2 separate regions of the Mus musculus genome follow, and region 2 is linked to region 1. Evidence: chromatin loops called from intact Hi-C (ENCODE). Cell type or tissue: gastrocnemius. All regions are shown on one strand.

Evidence for each region. A loop is a pair of places that touch in the nucleus more often than their neighbours do. Peaks named below come from ENCODE experiments on the same cell type or tissue, not always from the same donor. Only the 100,000 strongest peaks of a DNase experiment are listed, where the experiment ranks them.
Region 2: it touches region 1 in a loop (2.4-fold over the local background); 3 of 42 quality-filtered maps call a loop at or near these places.

What each region holds. Positions count from the first base shown.
Region 1 is chr12:51,440,919-51,448,918 of GRCm38, reverse strand. Scfd1 (Sec1 family domain containing 1) reads right to left here. Exons shown (of 25, transcript NM_029825.3): 21 at 6,336-6,388; 22 at 3,902-3,935; 23 at 3,183-3,248; 24 at 1,279-1,347. Among named protein-coding and RNA genes, the nearest start is that of Gm40422, 34 kb to the right of the region's middle. In gastrocnemius, no CTCF peak of the experiment used is centred here; no DNase peak of the experiment used is centred here.
Region 2 is chr12:51,587,523-51,595,522 of GRCm38, reverse strand. Coch (cochlin) reads right to left here and starts at 2,182. Exons shown (of 12, transcript NM_001198835.1): 1 at 2,118-2,182; 2 at 1,866-1,918; 3 at 1,732-1,785; 4 at 32-188. The coding sequence starts at 1,899. In gastrocnemius, no CTCF peak of the experiment used is centred here; DNase peaks (open chromatin) are centred at 1,677, 2,229, 2,462, 3,808 and 1 more place; H3K4me3 peaks cover 2,246 bases.

The DNA of each region.
Region 1 (8,000 bases):
CTTTTCAAATAACAGATTCTTAAAATCAGTAATAATTACTATTGGTGAAGTGAAAGAAAATATGCTCACAAAGAACGAAAAAAATATTAGCAGAGAAAAGAAAATCAACTAAACAAACAAAGCAAACCAGCAACAACAACAAACTCAAATGAAAATAATGAAACTGCTAACTACCCTCTTTAAGGAGAACAGAGAACAGAAATAGAAGAAAGATTTATTAAAACTTGAGATAGAAACAAATGGTTCACTTTGAGAAACAGAATCCTTAGCAATTTGTGGGCTAAGATATAAAACTCACACTCACTTAATGTCGTGCTTGTATTGTGAAATGCAACATGGTGTGAAAACTCCAGAGAGCCTTCATGGTTTAAGCCCACCACACTTCTAGGCTATAAATGCTCTGAGACTGCAAATCTATGTAATAAGTTGCCAACATGGTACTCAACTATGACAATGCTAGGCACAGTTAAAAAGTACAGTGTAAAAGATAAACCATGTGGCTGGTGAGAACGGTCAGTTAGTGCCCATCATGCAATCATGAGGACCTGAGTTGAGATTCTCAGGACATTGGTAAAAGCTGGGCTTCAACCTGCTGTAAATGTCTTTAATAGAGCCTCCAACTCCTGCTTAATAAACTCTTTAGTCCTTAAATTCTTTTCAGCATCAAAACCATGAATCACAGTTTGGCCTGAGTTGGCTCCTAAGTCATAAGGAAATTCCAGGCGGCTGAGGGTGACAGCGAGAAGCTGTAGCTCCTTTACCTATACCCTCATGCTACTGACCAGGCTACTGGATGTACCAACTAAAAAAGCTCAGATCAATAGAATACTGAGAACATTAATGGGGAGGATTTAAAGGACTGTATGGAAATGAGCCCAGTCACTCAGCTACAGGTGCCACTGACATTCAAAGTCGACATAATTATATCAACTGAGCATGGTGCTGTTCAAAAAAGGAGTCCTGAGCCCCAAATATCGCATGCCTGGCAACACCAGACATGTTGACAACATATAGGAAATGCTCAATTCAATTTGGCCTACTAGGATAACTTCAATTTTAAATAATTACCTTTTCACAAGAGTTGTTAACCTTATTAAAGTGTACCAGAACTGCCCTTATAGCCATAGTGAAACTTAGTAACTAGATGAACTTTTGTTTTAGTTGATTTGAATTCAGCTGAATAACTGATAGCTTTTTTTTTTTAGCTTTTAAAGAAGAGAGACCCAAACAGCAACTTGTGTTATGCTAAGAGAAACCACTAAAAAGGGCCCACTTTACCTGTTTTATGAACTGTGTAGCATTAAAAATCTCACTGCAGCCATATAAGATATGCTTGCCTTGCTTTGCCTGTAAAAAGCAGAAGAGAACTCAGATAGACCTGTGCAACAAGAAAGAGTATACACATTCCCAGGAATGAGCCTGCTGGCCAGTCTGGGGAGAAGGGTTATTCTTAAAAGTCTTTTGTCTGATGCTGGTGTTAGATTTAAAATGTGTGTGTGTGGTTTTTTTTTTTTTTGTTTTTTGTTTTTTGTTTGTTTGTTTGTTTTTCAAGACAGGGTTTCTCTGTGTAGCCCTGGCTGTCCTGGAACTCACCCTATAGATCAGGCTGGCCTTGAACTCAGAAATTCGCCTGCCTCTGCCTCCCAAGTGCTGGGATTTAAGTGTGTGTGTGTGTGCGTGCGTGTGTGAGTGTGTATGTGTGTGTGAGTGTGTATGTGTGTGTGTATGTGTGTGTGTGTATGTGTATGTATGTGTGTATCCTAAGCTGCATAAACATACAGGAAGAAGGTGGTGAATGCTTTTTCTCCCTATTCCCTTTCTCTCTCAAGGAATGAAGCACCATGTTTTCAACATCTATATAACAGAAAGGCAATAAATAGCAAATACTAATCCTTTGCGTTGTCTAATGAATCAGGTATAATTTTAAAGACACTCAGCTTACCAAATATTATAGTACTAACTTGTTCTTAGGCCATCACATATGTGTGCATGCAGCATAAAGCTGTTCCTTGTGAAAGACTGGGGGCCCTTGACACAGATTTGATTCTTTTCTTTTCTTTCTCTCTCTCTTTCTTCCTTTCTCTCTCTCTCTCTCATTCTCTCTCTCTCTCTCTCTCTCTCCCTCCCTCCCTCCCTTCCTCCCTCATTTTATCCTCCTCCTGGTCCACCCTCTGACTCTTCTCCATCCCATACCTCCTCCCCATCCCCCTGTTCCCACCCTCCCACCTCCCACCCATCAGACCTCCCAACTCCCTGGGGCCTCCAGTCTCTTGCGGGTTAGGTGCATCTTCTCTGACTGAACCCAGACCCGGCAGTCCTCTGCTGTGTATGCCTGGCACAGATTCTTAAGAGTACATTAGGGTGCATGACTGAGGGCAAGCAATCAAGTGAGAGTCCTGGGAGTAATGTGTCCCCCTGTTCCACTATAGTTTATATTAATGCCTATGTAAGGAGGGCATAAAGACTGACAATCATACCTAACAACTGAATAGTTAGAAAATGTCACTCTATTATATAACAATAGCCAATTTTCCACCCTATAGATTTTATTTTATTTTGATCTTCAAATTAGGCTTAGTGCCTCATGTATTTTTAGTTTTCTACCACTCTAAGGTTTACAGTAGGATTCTATTTCTAATTTGCTACCTTAAATGCTTTTTAGAAGTATGTTGCTGATGTAAGTTAATATAATTGAATAAAGCATGTGTTATTTAGATAAATGAGTTCTATAAATCATCTTAAGGGAGAAAAATCTTGGAAGAGCTTGAGGTCTCTAAGTATTTAAAGTGCATCAAGAGATTGCCCAAATAATTTATGAAATATTATTTTTAATCCAGTACAATTTTAGTAGAATCATGACTATGACAGAAAAACTGATAAATTGGTAATTTTCTCTATATACAGTATTTGTATTTATATTATTTTTATAAGAGATGAAATCTAGCCAAGTGGCCTCGACTGGCCCTGAATTCCTGGGCTCAAGATCCTCTTGCCTTGGCCTCCCAAGTAGCTGGGACTCTAGGCATGTATGATTTAGTGTGTTTTGCTCACAAGTATAACTTAAAAAAACCACCTCTTAGAAAGTAGTTATGCAGAGGTCAGGATAGGCACTGGCCAATGCTAATTCTCTAATGACATGACTCACACCACCAAGAGACAGAAATGAGAAGGCTCAACTGTACCTTTATGTAGTCAACAAGATTCTGATATTCAATATAGTTGCCTCCTCCTACCACAAAGACAATGGCCTAAAAGTACAAACGGAGGAAAAGGGAGAAAACACGGTTAAAAGATTTTAACTTTTAAGCAACACAGCTTTCAGTCTGGAAGCTGTTCAGAAACTGAGATACGATGACTAAGACTACAATCTAAGCCTTTTGCTGTCTCAAAGTCTAACTGCAGTATCCGATCCAGTAATAGCAAACAAGAGCAAACAAGAGCTCTAAAGGTTAGTTTTGAATCTTTATTATTTGCTGTAGGCAGAAACACTGGAAAACCCAACATGCAACTTTTAACACATCACTCACAATGAGAAGTGTCTGTATTCAAAGTCATATAGTCACATCTTCATAAATACTGGGATCACTGCAGGAATTCCATATGTACAGTGCTCATATAGTCATACAGTCACATCTTCATAAATACTGGAATCACTGCAGGAATTCCATATGTACAATGCTCACTGCAATCCAAAGACTCCTTTTTCTGCTATTTTGTCACGCGTAAGCTTAAGAAAAGCAGAGTGATTCAAGTTGCTGAGGGCTTTAAGGCTGTATCTTGGGTATGCAGAGTTGAATTTACCTGAAGGCCATTCACTGGTCACAAGCTTTGCCTATGACAAACTATTCCTTGGGACTACTGTTACCTTTTTAGGAGCAGAGAAGTTTTTTGTTAAACTTACCTCTTGGAATGGACTTTTGTTCCTAGGAACTGAGCTGCAATAAAGAGAAACTGCACTGAAAATTTCATCCTTGGCTTCTTTTACGGGTAAGATGGGTATGGGGACACACGTTCATGTGCACTTGTGAGCAGCATTAAGAAGGTATTCCAGGTCCACCTTCCTGGGAAGCAGGGGGTTCTTCAGTTTTGTAGAGGAAGGAGCTAGAAGGTAGATATCTCAATGTCTAAAAGGGAAGGGGACAACCTACTAACAACTGACACAAACTCTAGATAGCCTCCGTGAGAAAGTGAGGAAGATGGGAACGGGTGCAACCTTGCCACACGCAAACACAACACCTCCATTTGCATCCTCTTCAGGGTGGGAAGGGGAAATGAGAGGCCAGACCTACAATCTATGTTAGCTTCTTCTTTTTTTTTTTTGGTTTTATTGAGACAGGGTTTCTCTGTATAACTCTGGCTGTCCTGGAACTCACTCTGTAGACCAGGCTGGCCTCGAACTCAGAAATCCACCTGCCTCTGTCTCCCAAGTGCGGGGATTAAAGGTGTGCGCCACACATGACATTTTTAAAAATAATAACCTGGCATCTAAGAGATCCAAGTTTCCACATGTCAGAGTTGAAATGCACACTGTGGTAGAACTTCATTTTCTCCCAGTGTGAACAGTTTAGTTGTTGAGCATACTTGTGTCATCTTTTCTTACTTCTAATGGCCTGTTTAAATATTCTATACTCCACAAAAATGAATAGATGTTCACCTCATCAAAATGTTTAAATAGTTTAATTCCAGAGTTTTAAGTTCTTCGGAGGTAGAGAGGAGGTGGCGAGAACGGAGACTTAAATAGCACAATATCATGAGTTATTAATAATCAGGGTTTGGGATAACACAGGAAAAGGCTGATAAAAGAGTGTTCTGAGCCTGTTTGTCTTACGATGCTGGCATCCTTTCTAATTATCTCTAATTATCTCTAACATGCTTCATTTAGGATTAAACAGTTCTCAGCTCCTATAGTTATGCTTAGCTGAGTGCAAGGAAGAATTACTAGCATGGACAGAGTCACACATCCTCTTTGAAGCAAATGACCATGGGCTGTAGTATATGTGCAAATATCACTCTCCAATTTAACATTCTCATCACTCCTAAAGAAAACCCTGGACCACTAGAGGTCAGTCCTCAGTCCTCGTTCTGTAATTTGCTGCCAAATTCTCTTTTGCCGGTGATAGCTATTATTAGCAGTTCTTATATACCAGCACCTCTGCTAAGTTCAGAAGAAAAAGAGACTAACACTAGAAATTACCAGGCAATTTAATAACTTAGCAGCTAGCCCATCCTTGCAAACACCCACAAAGAAATGAATGCTTTCGAGAAGACTGCTGAAGGTTTACCCTCAGGCACAGGCAGGAAACTTACTCCTGGAGTTGTATTGCTAGGGACATCCAGTCATTTCCTTCTAATTCTGCCGATTTGTTATCTGTCTTTTAAGTTACTTCTCATACTACCAGGAATTCACTCTTGAAAAGTTAATTGGATAGAAAGGGGGAAATGTTGTGGATAGCCCTGGGGCTAATTATATTTGATGTTAATTCTGTTCTCCAGAGTGTGGCTGTGAACAAGGAATGAGTCAGGTGATTTCCTGTAAACCTGCTTCCCACCTTAATCTTAAAATAAAGGAGAGCTGAAGATTGGGCAGATAAAAGGGAAGGTGAGGAGAGGGAGTAGGAGAAAATGGAAGAGGGAGAGGATGCAGAGGAGGAGGAAAAAGAAAAAAAGCGGAGCAGAAGCACATGGCCTGGAGAAACCCCAAGTTCTAAGGGGTCTCATAGATGTGGAAGATGGTAGTGTAGTAGTGGTAGATCTGCCCAATCTAGGCGCACAGCATATATTCATATTAATTGAGTTGTGTTTTCATTGCTGGGGCATATTTGGGTAGGAGATTTACCACAGCCAAATGGTGCCCAGTGTGCCAAGGTCAATTACCATATCCTATCTTTCATAAAATGCAGAAAATATACAGTGAGTGGATTTATTAGCATAAAATGCTTTTATAGAAATGTTTCTCAGGGACACGATTTCCTGGACCCTGACAAACCGCCACTCCTGCCACCACCACCGTAAATAGCTGTTTCCATCAGTTATTGTCTTCTCATTTAGTTCAATAACTATTCACTTAAAAACACTTTCTCTAAATCCTCCACTTTGTTTATGATAACACCATTTCATAAATAGTAAACAGCTAAATTTATTTCTCTGTGTGTACACTAAGGGAAAATAACAAGATACTAATCCTAATTACCAGTGATTATCTCTGAAAGAGATTAAAATACACACTGTTTTTAACTAGCCTCCCACAGTTAGAATTTTAGTAAAGTCTTATAATACATTATTTCCATTCTCAGGGAAAACCCACAACGAACACCACCAAGATAAAAGCTCCTTACCTGTCATTACTCCGCAGCATTTTGGGATCAAAATATCTATAATCATCAGTTTCCTATTAAAAACAAAAATAAGACACATTGCCATGACTATGGAATTTCCGTTTAGAAGGTCATAGTTTGGCACAGTATTTGATTGTAACAAATCTTCCCGTTTCACCGAATGTGTAACAACTGTCCCTAATCCTTAATGAGACATTCCTATGTGTTAATAAGGAGTATTTTCAGGGCTTTCCATGCACTAATCCTCAATTGTTCAGCCAGTTCCTATCATTATCCCATAGTTTTAGACGGGAAGCTGGGATAATGGGAGGTTATTTGACTTTCCTAAGGTCACATACGTAGTAATAGAAATAGGATGTGAACCCAACTAAGGCATATATTGTTACTGCACAAGGGCTTTTGCTTACAACTTTGTCTTTCTGTGACTTTACTGAATATATAGAACACATAATATATAGGAGGCTCAGACTTTTATATGCAAGTTTTGGGACCGGATCAATTTTAGAATTTAGAATTGAAACGTAGATAATCCTGGATATCAGCTGTATATGTGGCCAGCATTTCACCATCTAATGCATTAGAATTTCTTCAGATTAATAATGACTGTTAGCATAAAATAGGATAAATAAGAGCTGAAAAAAAGCCTCAATTTAGTCCAGGGGAGATGTGCCTCAGACCGAGTCACCCACACTCTTAGCTTTCTAAGCTTCTCTGGCTCTGTGAGTTGTGAAACGTTATAATGAATGGGAAGCTTCTTGATAGTAAAGGAATTGTGATGTACAGATCTGCTACTTTATGCTGTAACTACTTCCTGACCTCAGTCTTCTTGCCAAAGAGTCAGACCCCCGGCCCCTGCAAAAACAAACAAAACAACCCAACCCTCTGGCAAATGACAAACGCACACATGCTGGTAACACTCAGTCCCGAGCCTAATGGTCAATACTCTGAATCAGTATAGCTCCTCAGGGTGGTCAGACTCCTTCAGCCCACGGGAAAGCCTACCAGCAGACTGGAACGCCTTCAGGGGCCTCCAGGATGGTCAGCAGGTAAAGGCACACTTGCAGCTAAGCCCGATGCCCTGAATTTCATCTGCAGGACCCACGTGATTTCGAAAAGATCGAACCAACTTCCAGTTTTTCTCTGACTACACATGTGCCATGCGTGTAAACACACACACACACACACACACACACAGTAAGGATGTGAGAGTGTCTTATGTAGCCTAGCCTGGCCTCTAATTGTGTGGCCAAGGATGACCTCAAACTCCAAATCCTCCTGCTTCCACCTTCCAAGTGCTGGGAACAGAGGCATTTGTCTCTATGCTAGGTTTATGTGGTAGTGAGACCCACCCAGGCCTTGAACACCAGCTAAGCTACATGCCCAGTCCAGGCTCCAGTATTTCAAAGCATCTGAAGTGAGATGCATACAGCCATTCACCATTACCTGTCAGGTCTAAGTTACTGTACTTTGCTAACTTCCTCAGTGTCTCCAAATCACCCTGGAATCCTATCTACAAACAGGAGAGGACTGGGAAAGCAGACAGCTCCCTTACATAGCAGGTGGATGAAGAAATACTTTCAAAACAGAAAAAAAGTCTCTTCTAGTTAATAAAAACCCCATCTGTAGTAATGTGCTTTTAATTATAAACTCAAGAGTATTGATAAA
Region 2 (8,000 bases), 150 kb before region 1:
CGCCACGCCCTTCCCGTGGGCTCCGGCTTACCTATGGACAGCAGCGCCGCAGATGCTGGACACTGACGCATACACTATGTTCCCAAACACAGAGAATTCCTCAAGAGAGCAGCCTCCTGGGCAGAGAACATCTGCTTTCTCTTTTCGGATATCCAGGCCTCTGGTAAAGCAGGTGACAGGAATGGGAACTGAAGAGAAAGGGTGTGTCCTGTAAGAGCTCCTGGGCTGCTTTACGGGGGAAGTATTGCAGGGATTCTATTTATTCCCCCAATTTCTATACTTCTGCCAAAACACCGACTTAAATGTTGACACCGTTTTAGATATTAGCAAGCCCAAAGGGGTTTCCAATTTAATCTAGGGCCAAGTTACTACAGATATCTAATGTGACATTGTTTCCAGTTCTTCATCAATTTGGAAAATGTAATTGAAAAAGTGCATCAGAATGAGAAAATAGCATTAGTCTTTGACCTAGAAATAAAAAAAGATCTTAATTGTGATGAACTCTTTCCAGTTATTTATGATGACGGTACATCTGTATTGAGCCTTTGTGGAGTGTCTTCATAGACAAATGCAAACGTCTTCAGCTACCCTTCCCAGGGGGCTGTCTGGCCCATTACCTGATACAGTCAGGGCTTTACAGTCCCACATTCACATAAACCAACCAGTTAACAGGTGCCTGGATCATATATTTTACAATTGAGGAAATGAAAGTCATAGAGTTAATTAGCCTACGGAGCACGCCGCAAATCCCAAAGGCTAGGACACAAGGAAATTAGTCCTCTACTTGAATCTGATTGTATCTCCTCCAGATCTGTCCAAAGGAATATGGAAGGCAGCACCCCCCCCCTTTTTTTTTTTAAAAGAAAGCACTGCTAATATGCTTAAATCTTACAGTCAGTCGGACCAATTTAAAAAAAAAAAAAGTCTCTCCCACGAGGCAAGAAAGGATGGTTTTAAAAGTTGAGTAATTTGCCTCTGCCAAGGATCCTTGCCTGGACCACGGAAGAAAAGGGAAGACGCAAGGTGCAATATCAATTCTTCAGGCTCGGTTAAAATCCTAACTTCAAATAGGAGCCTTGCAACTCTATGAAATAACCCAAATCTTTTCCCTTTTCAGCGACGGGGGTGGGGGTAGGTGGGAGTGGGGCGACAACGACTCTGGAATCCAGGACCGAGATTGTCCGGAGCTGCTAACACTTGCTTTGTTGGGCAAAAGGTACTTACCATTTCTACTTTGAAGAAAAGCAAGCGTAAGATTTTAGAAGCGAAACTCTCTTACATCGCAGAAAAGACACCGAACCACACTCGGACTTCTACACGTGGAACAAACTCTTTTGAGGCTCCCAGGGAGATAGATATAGGAACCGCCGACGCTGTTTTCCAAAGGGGTTACAAGCACAAACGCACAGCACAGCGAGGTGATCGGATTAGGTGGGACCAGGATGTGAGCAGCCCTCCTCTGTGGGCTGGGACCAAACAGTTGTCCCCAGCCCGGAAAACAACGGAGTAACTCGGGACGAATGGTCCCGGGGCTAGGTGGCGTGCTCCCGGGAAGGAGGCACAAACGGACCCCGGGGACCCTGGCGTGGAAAAACAGGCAAGCCCGAGGGCTGCGCTGGAGATGGGTGAGGGCGGGTCTCCGCCTCTGCAGCCCCGCATCCCTACGCAGGTCCCTAGCCTGCGGGAACTGACCCTGTCCTCCCCATCTCCCTCCTCCCGCACCTAACTCACCCGCTCCCTCGGCGCGCGCGAACCGGGGCAGCAGCAGCAGCAGCAGCCACGCACCTGCGGAGAGAGGACAGCGAGGTGGCTACAGCCTCCGCCCGCGCGAGAGGGCGAGGGGTAGGGGATGGGAGTGTACCCACCGAGGCAGAGAGCAGGGATCCTGGACGAGGGCATGGCGAGGATCTCCGTGGACCTGCGGGAGAGTGAGGCGTGAACGAGGTTCGCCGGGGACCGCACGGCCCTGCGCTCCTCGGAAGCCGGCGAAGGCGGGAGAACCCGACCGCTGCAGTTCGAGCAGCTCCAGACGCGCTGTGCCACCTCGGACCAGCGTGGGGTACGCCAGGACACACAGGCAGAGGCACAGACCCTATGCACCTCCCCGGGTCCCGCACCTGCGTGGGATCCGCCCGGCTACACCCGAGTGCGGCAAGCGCGGCTCCGTGGCCGCTATAAAGACGGGCGGCGCGCATGAGCACTGTGCGGGGGGCGCCAGCAGGGGCTAGGAGCGGTCCCCAGCCCTCCCCCTCCCGCCCCCGTAGGGCGGTGGCCGGCCAGCTCCTCCCTCGCCCCCCCCCCCCGACGGTCCCCGGGGGAGGCCAGCGGACTGGCGCCTCTTCCTGCGGTGTGGGGTTCTCTGGGGAGGCGTGAAGGTCGCCTGTGGTGTCCGGGGACTTGATGGGAAAAGGCGTCGGAGCGCGTTTGGGGAAACGCCTAGGGACACTTAGGGCGTGCAGGGTACTGGACAGAGACGGTCTTAGGAGCCGCCTTGAGGGAATTGAGGGGCTCAGCAGGGTGCAGAGCAGCCAAGCCACCCGGTTCTGAGAACAAAACTTCCCAGCTTCGCGCCCCGTGGGGAACAGTGCCTACTTTAAAAGTAAAACCAAGCAGCATTTGATAAATGTTATGGAAAACTTGTCTTAGGGGCTCGGCCTCTGGACTTATTTTCAGGTGGAAAACGGTTTTCCCTGATGGGTCATTTGTTGTAAAGAGTAGGTACATTGTAGAGTGCTCCTAACCTCCAGACAATAGTTACATTTCTTTTTTTCTTCCTCTTTCTCCAGATTAGGAAAGATTCCTTGTTTGTGTTTCTAGTCTCAAATCTGGTGATTCTATGGAACTTTAGATGTGGTAGTATGTGCTCCGCATTTCAATTATAGCAACTTTTCATGATGGGCATAGAGAAAGAACAAAACACATAGGGCGTGTTCATGACAGACCTGCAAGGTAGCAGAGGAATTTCAGACCTGGACAGCCCCTGCTTTAGGTTTTTGTTGTTGTTGTTGTTGTTGTTTTGATTTTGGTTTTTTGAGCCATGGTTTTAAGGTAGTCTAAGATGACTTTGAATTCATTGTATCCTGCCTCAGCCTTCCGCAGTGCCACGGATGGACCAATCACACCTGGTTACAATACCTGTTTTAAATGTAGCTTTATTCAGCTATAATTTATGTCATAGAATCCATCCATTTAAAAGACAGGATTCAGTGACTTCTAGAAAGTTTATGATCCTCACCGTAGATCAATTTCAGAATATTCAATCACATCCAAAATGATGCCTCCTGGTGAAGAGCCGGCACGCCCTTTCCTCTCCACCACATGACCTCAGCAGTCCACTTCCTCTCCCTATAGACTTGGACATTTATGTACGTGGAGTCCTACACTAGTGCATGATGTGGAGGTGTGACTATGCTGAAGTGTGCGTCAGCTGAACAGCCCTTGCCTGGGCTGACAGAATGCCTCCGTGGTTTTACCAGGCATTTCTTTTATCACTTGGCTGTCTTCTGAGAAGGGACAAAATTGCTTGGTCGGTGATTTGGGAAGTACTCGGTGTTTCTTTTTCTTTTTCATGGCTGCTTGAAAGATTTGATCTCTTTCATGAGAGAATTGTGATTTTCTCAGGAGTCTACCTAACCATCCTTGATAGTTTTCTTGGAAGAAAAATTGAAGATGAAGACAATTAAAGCTGTCCTTTTCATGATTGTTCTTTGTGTGTCCTACGCCAGGGTTGGACAGGTTCCTCCAGTCAGGCCCGGGAAATTGTCGTGATCTTGTATAATTAGTTGCTAGGCAGCAACTCAGGCAGCATGGTCAAATGGGGTGCAAGGCAGAGAAAGAGTCCCTGCAGGGCACAGTCCCTGATGCCAGTCCACCATGATCTGGCAGAATCAAATTCCTGCAGCTATTTCCATGATAGACCCTGAGTCTGTGACTTAAGAAATGGAGGAAATAGCTCATTAAGTTTCATGGCTGTTTACCCAGGCATTTTAATTATTTTGTTTTGAAACATTTAAGAGAAGTTAAGTCTTTATTTATTTTTATTCTTTTGGAAAGACCAACCAAGGAGGGTGGAGGAGTCCGGGTGATATTTCTTTTCCTCAGTTAGTTTGTTTTTCATGTTCACCATAAATATATGGAGGGAAAAATATGTGCTTTTAGAGACCGGTCTTCAGAGCCAGAGGGAGAGGCAGATCTGGCTCTTGACTGAAAAGACAAATTTATATTCAGTTCGGTGATATTTCAGAGCATTGTCCAGGATTGCTAGTTATCTTGCTCTAACAAAGACCATTTAATATCAACAAACAAACAAAACCAAAAACCAGAGAGCAGCTGGCTCCTAACTAGGTTGTTGTGGGGACCACTTGGGGAGCACTGATTTGTATGGTAGCGGGAGTTTTCCATCCCTCAAGAGATTCTGATCCTTTTGCTCTGGGATGGGGACAGAGCATTTAAAAACCTCTCTGGATGATTCTAATGCATAGCCCAAGATACACAATACTTAATTCAATGTCAGCAGAGAAATTAATAATTCTTAATCTTTCACTGGCTTTTCACTTTTTCATTGAGATTCTATTTCTATGTGTCAACTATGTTTCCATGATGAAACACAAATTATAGTTGTTTAAAAACAATGTCCAGTGGTAGTGAAATGGCTCAGCACAGAAAGGTGCTGGTTCTGCAAGCCTGGCCACCAGAATTTAACCCTAGGTGACCCACATAAAGATGGAGGGAGAGAACTGGCTGCAGAGTTGTCCTCTGATCTCCAGAGGTGGGAGCTGTAGCTTATACACTCACACCCGCGCCCACACTCTATAATGAACAAAATGAGTAAATCCCTGATGAAGACATTTATTGTTGATCGTTGTGCCTGCACTATTGATGCTCTGCTCAGGAAGTTATCTCCTGTGTCAATGAGAGCAAGGCTGCTCCTTACCTTCTCTTCTATCAGCTTCAGTGCGTTTGGTTTTATGTTGAGGTCTTTGATCCACTTGGACTTGAGTTGTGTACAGGGTGATAGATATGGATCTATTTGCATTTCTTCTACGTGCAGACATCCAGTTAGACCAGCACCATTTGTTGAAGATGCTTTCTTTTTTTCCATTATATAATTTTGGCTTCTTTATCAAAAAACAGGTATCCATAGGTGTGTAGATTTATGTCTGGGTCTTTGATTTGATCAACCTGGCTGTTTTATGCCAATACCATGTAGTTTTTGTCATTATAGCTCTCTAGTGAAGCTTGAAATCAGAGATGGTTCTTTTATTGTACAGTATGTTTTAGCTATCCTATTTTTTCCATATTAAGTTGAGTACTGTTCTTTCAAGGTCTGTAAATAATTATTTTGGGGACCCTTGTCTTCCTACTGTGTTGCCCCATCCAGCCTAGCTTTATTGCAACTTGGTATGCCATGTTTGGTTGATCCCCCTGGGAAGGGTATCCTTTTCTGAAGGTAAACAGAGGAGGAGTGGATGGGGAGTGAGGAGATGGGGAGGGGAGGTTCTGAGAGGAAAGGAGGGAGGGGAAACTGCTGTAAGGATGTGATATATGGAGAAAAAATTAAAAGTAAAGTTACTTAAAAAAAAATCCTAACATGATGTGTTGGCTATCTTTGTCAACCTGAAACAACCTAAAATTCTGTGGGAAAAAATATCAATAAGGAATTATGAAGATTAGGTAGGCCTGTGAGTGTGGCAATAGAGGCTGTCCTAATTGCCTCAAGGGCTTTGGACTTTGAGAAAGTAGAGAAAGCAAGTTGTGCTCACAGCATAGGCATGCATTTTATTTTCTCTTTGCTCCTTTTAGAAATAGATTTAAAGATTTATTTTATTTTTAATTGTGGTTCTGAGGAGTCTCGGTGAGCACAGCCCACAGAGACATCTGATCTTCTGGGGCTGGGGTCCTGTGCAAGAGCAATAGGTGCGCGTAACCATCAAGCCATCTGTCAGTTCTCTTTCTGCTCTCTGATTCGATGTGACTGGCTGCCTGCAGTTCCTGTTTGACTCCCCACAATGATGGACTGTAGCCTGGAACTGCAAACCAAAGAACCCTTTCTCCCATGATGCTTTTGGTCAGGGTGTCTTATCACAACAGAAATGAAGTTGCGACCGCTGGCCTGTGAGATAGGTGGGAAACAGTGCTTAGATACCCAGCAACAGTTTGTCATTTCACTTTTCTTTTCTTTTTTTTTTTAAGATTTATTTATTTATTTATCTATTTATTTATTTATTATATGTAAGTACACTGTAGCTGTCTTCAGACACTCCAGAAGAGGGCATCAGATCTCTTTACGGATGGTTTTGAGCCACCATGTGGTTGCTGGGATTTGAACTCAGGACCTTTGGAAGAGCAGTCAGTGTTCTTACCCGCTGAGCCATCTCACCAGCCCTCACTTTTCTTTACAGCTGAATAGAATCCCACTGCTCCTCTGTTGCTGGGCATACGAGCTAGCTCCAGCTCCTTGTTGTTGTGAAGAGTGCAGCAGTAACACCTGGGTGTGCAGGGACCTCTGTGGTGGGGTGTGGAGCTATGCGTGGGAATCCTAGCTGGGTCATACGGTCATTATATTTTTAATTTTTGGAGGCCCCGCATGCTGATTTCCATCACAGTTGTCCCGGTTTATGCCGGTGGTGAAGGCTCATCTTTCCCCACCAGCATTTGTCTTGCCAGTTTTCTTGATAATAAACCAGCCAGAATTATACGGTTTTTCAGAGCAGCCATGATTTGCATTTCCTCATAGCCAAGAATACCAAATACTTATTGGCCCATTTGTGTGTTTTTGTTTTAAGAATTTTTTGTTCACTGCATTTGACCATGTGCTGATTGGCAGTTTTCTTGGTTGCTGTTAAATTCTCCAAGTTCTGGATATAATCTAGATAGTAATTTCTGTCTGAAGTGTGACTGATAGACGTGTTTCTCCCATTCTGTAGGCTATCTGTTCACACTGTGGCTAATTGGATTTGCTCTGCAGAAACATTTGAATTTCACGTACTCGTGTTTGGACATTCTTGGAGCTACGTCCTGTGCTACTGAGCAGCTAGCTCAGGAAGACCTTGCTGTCTGGAATGTACTTCCTGGGCTTTCCTCTGGGCACCGACTCACTCAATTCAGCACTCCGGTTTTGTTTTATTTTGTTTTTTAATTTTTATTTTTTGAGACAGGGTCTCTCTATGTAGCTCTGGCTATTCTGGAACTTAGTATATATTCAAAGCTGGCTTTGAACTCAAAGACCCACCTGCCTCTGCTTCCCAAGTGCTGGGATTAAAAGCTTGTACCATCATGCCACACCAGCTGATTATTACTGAATATGCATGTATTTATGTCTATGTATTGATATGTTCATGTACCACTGAGGACCAGACGTGGATATTGCTTTCTTTAGAGCTGGAGTTACAGGATGCCCAATCTAAGTGCTGGGTGGATAAAAGTGCTCGTTGTGTAACCCCGATGGCCTGAGTTTGGTCACTCCAGTGAATTGTCCTCTGACTTGCACGTGTGTGCTGTGGTATGTGTGCATGCATATATACAACACACACACATACACGTACATACACACATACCAGTATCAAATAAAATAAAAACTAAAGTATATTGTTTAGTCACAAGCGTTTGTAGTTTCTAAAGATTCTCTTAATTTCTACTTCTAGTCCAGTATGGACTGGGTAGGTACCAGGGATTTTCTCAAAATTTTTGCTTTCTTGGTATTTGTTAAGTCCGTTTGGTCTCTGGTGTAATTTAGCCCTGAGAATTCTTTGCTAAGTTTTGATATGGAAGACATCTAGATGTGAGACTGAGAACTGAAGTCTCTCGTTATAATTGTGTCTGGACTTACATGACATTTTATGTCTTTAGTGTTTGTTTTATAAAATTAGAGGCCCCAAAACTTGATGTATAAATATTACAATGTTCATAAATGCTTAATGATTGTCTCTTTTTAATATATGGTTTCCTCGTTTATCTCTCTGACTAGTGTAGCTGCTCTTTGCTACTTTATGAGTTCTTTT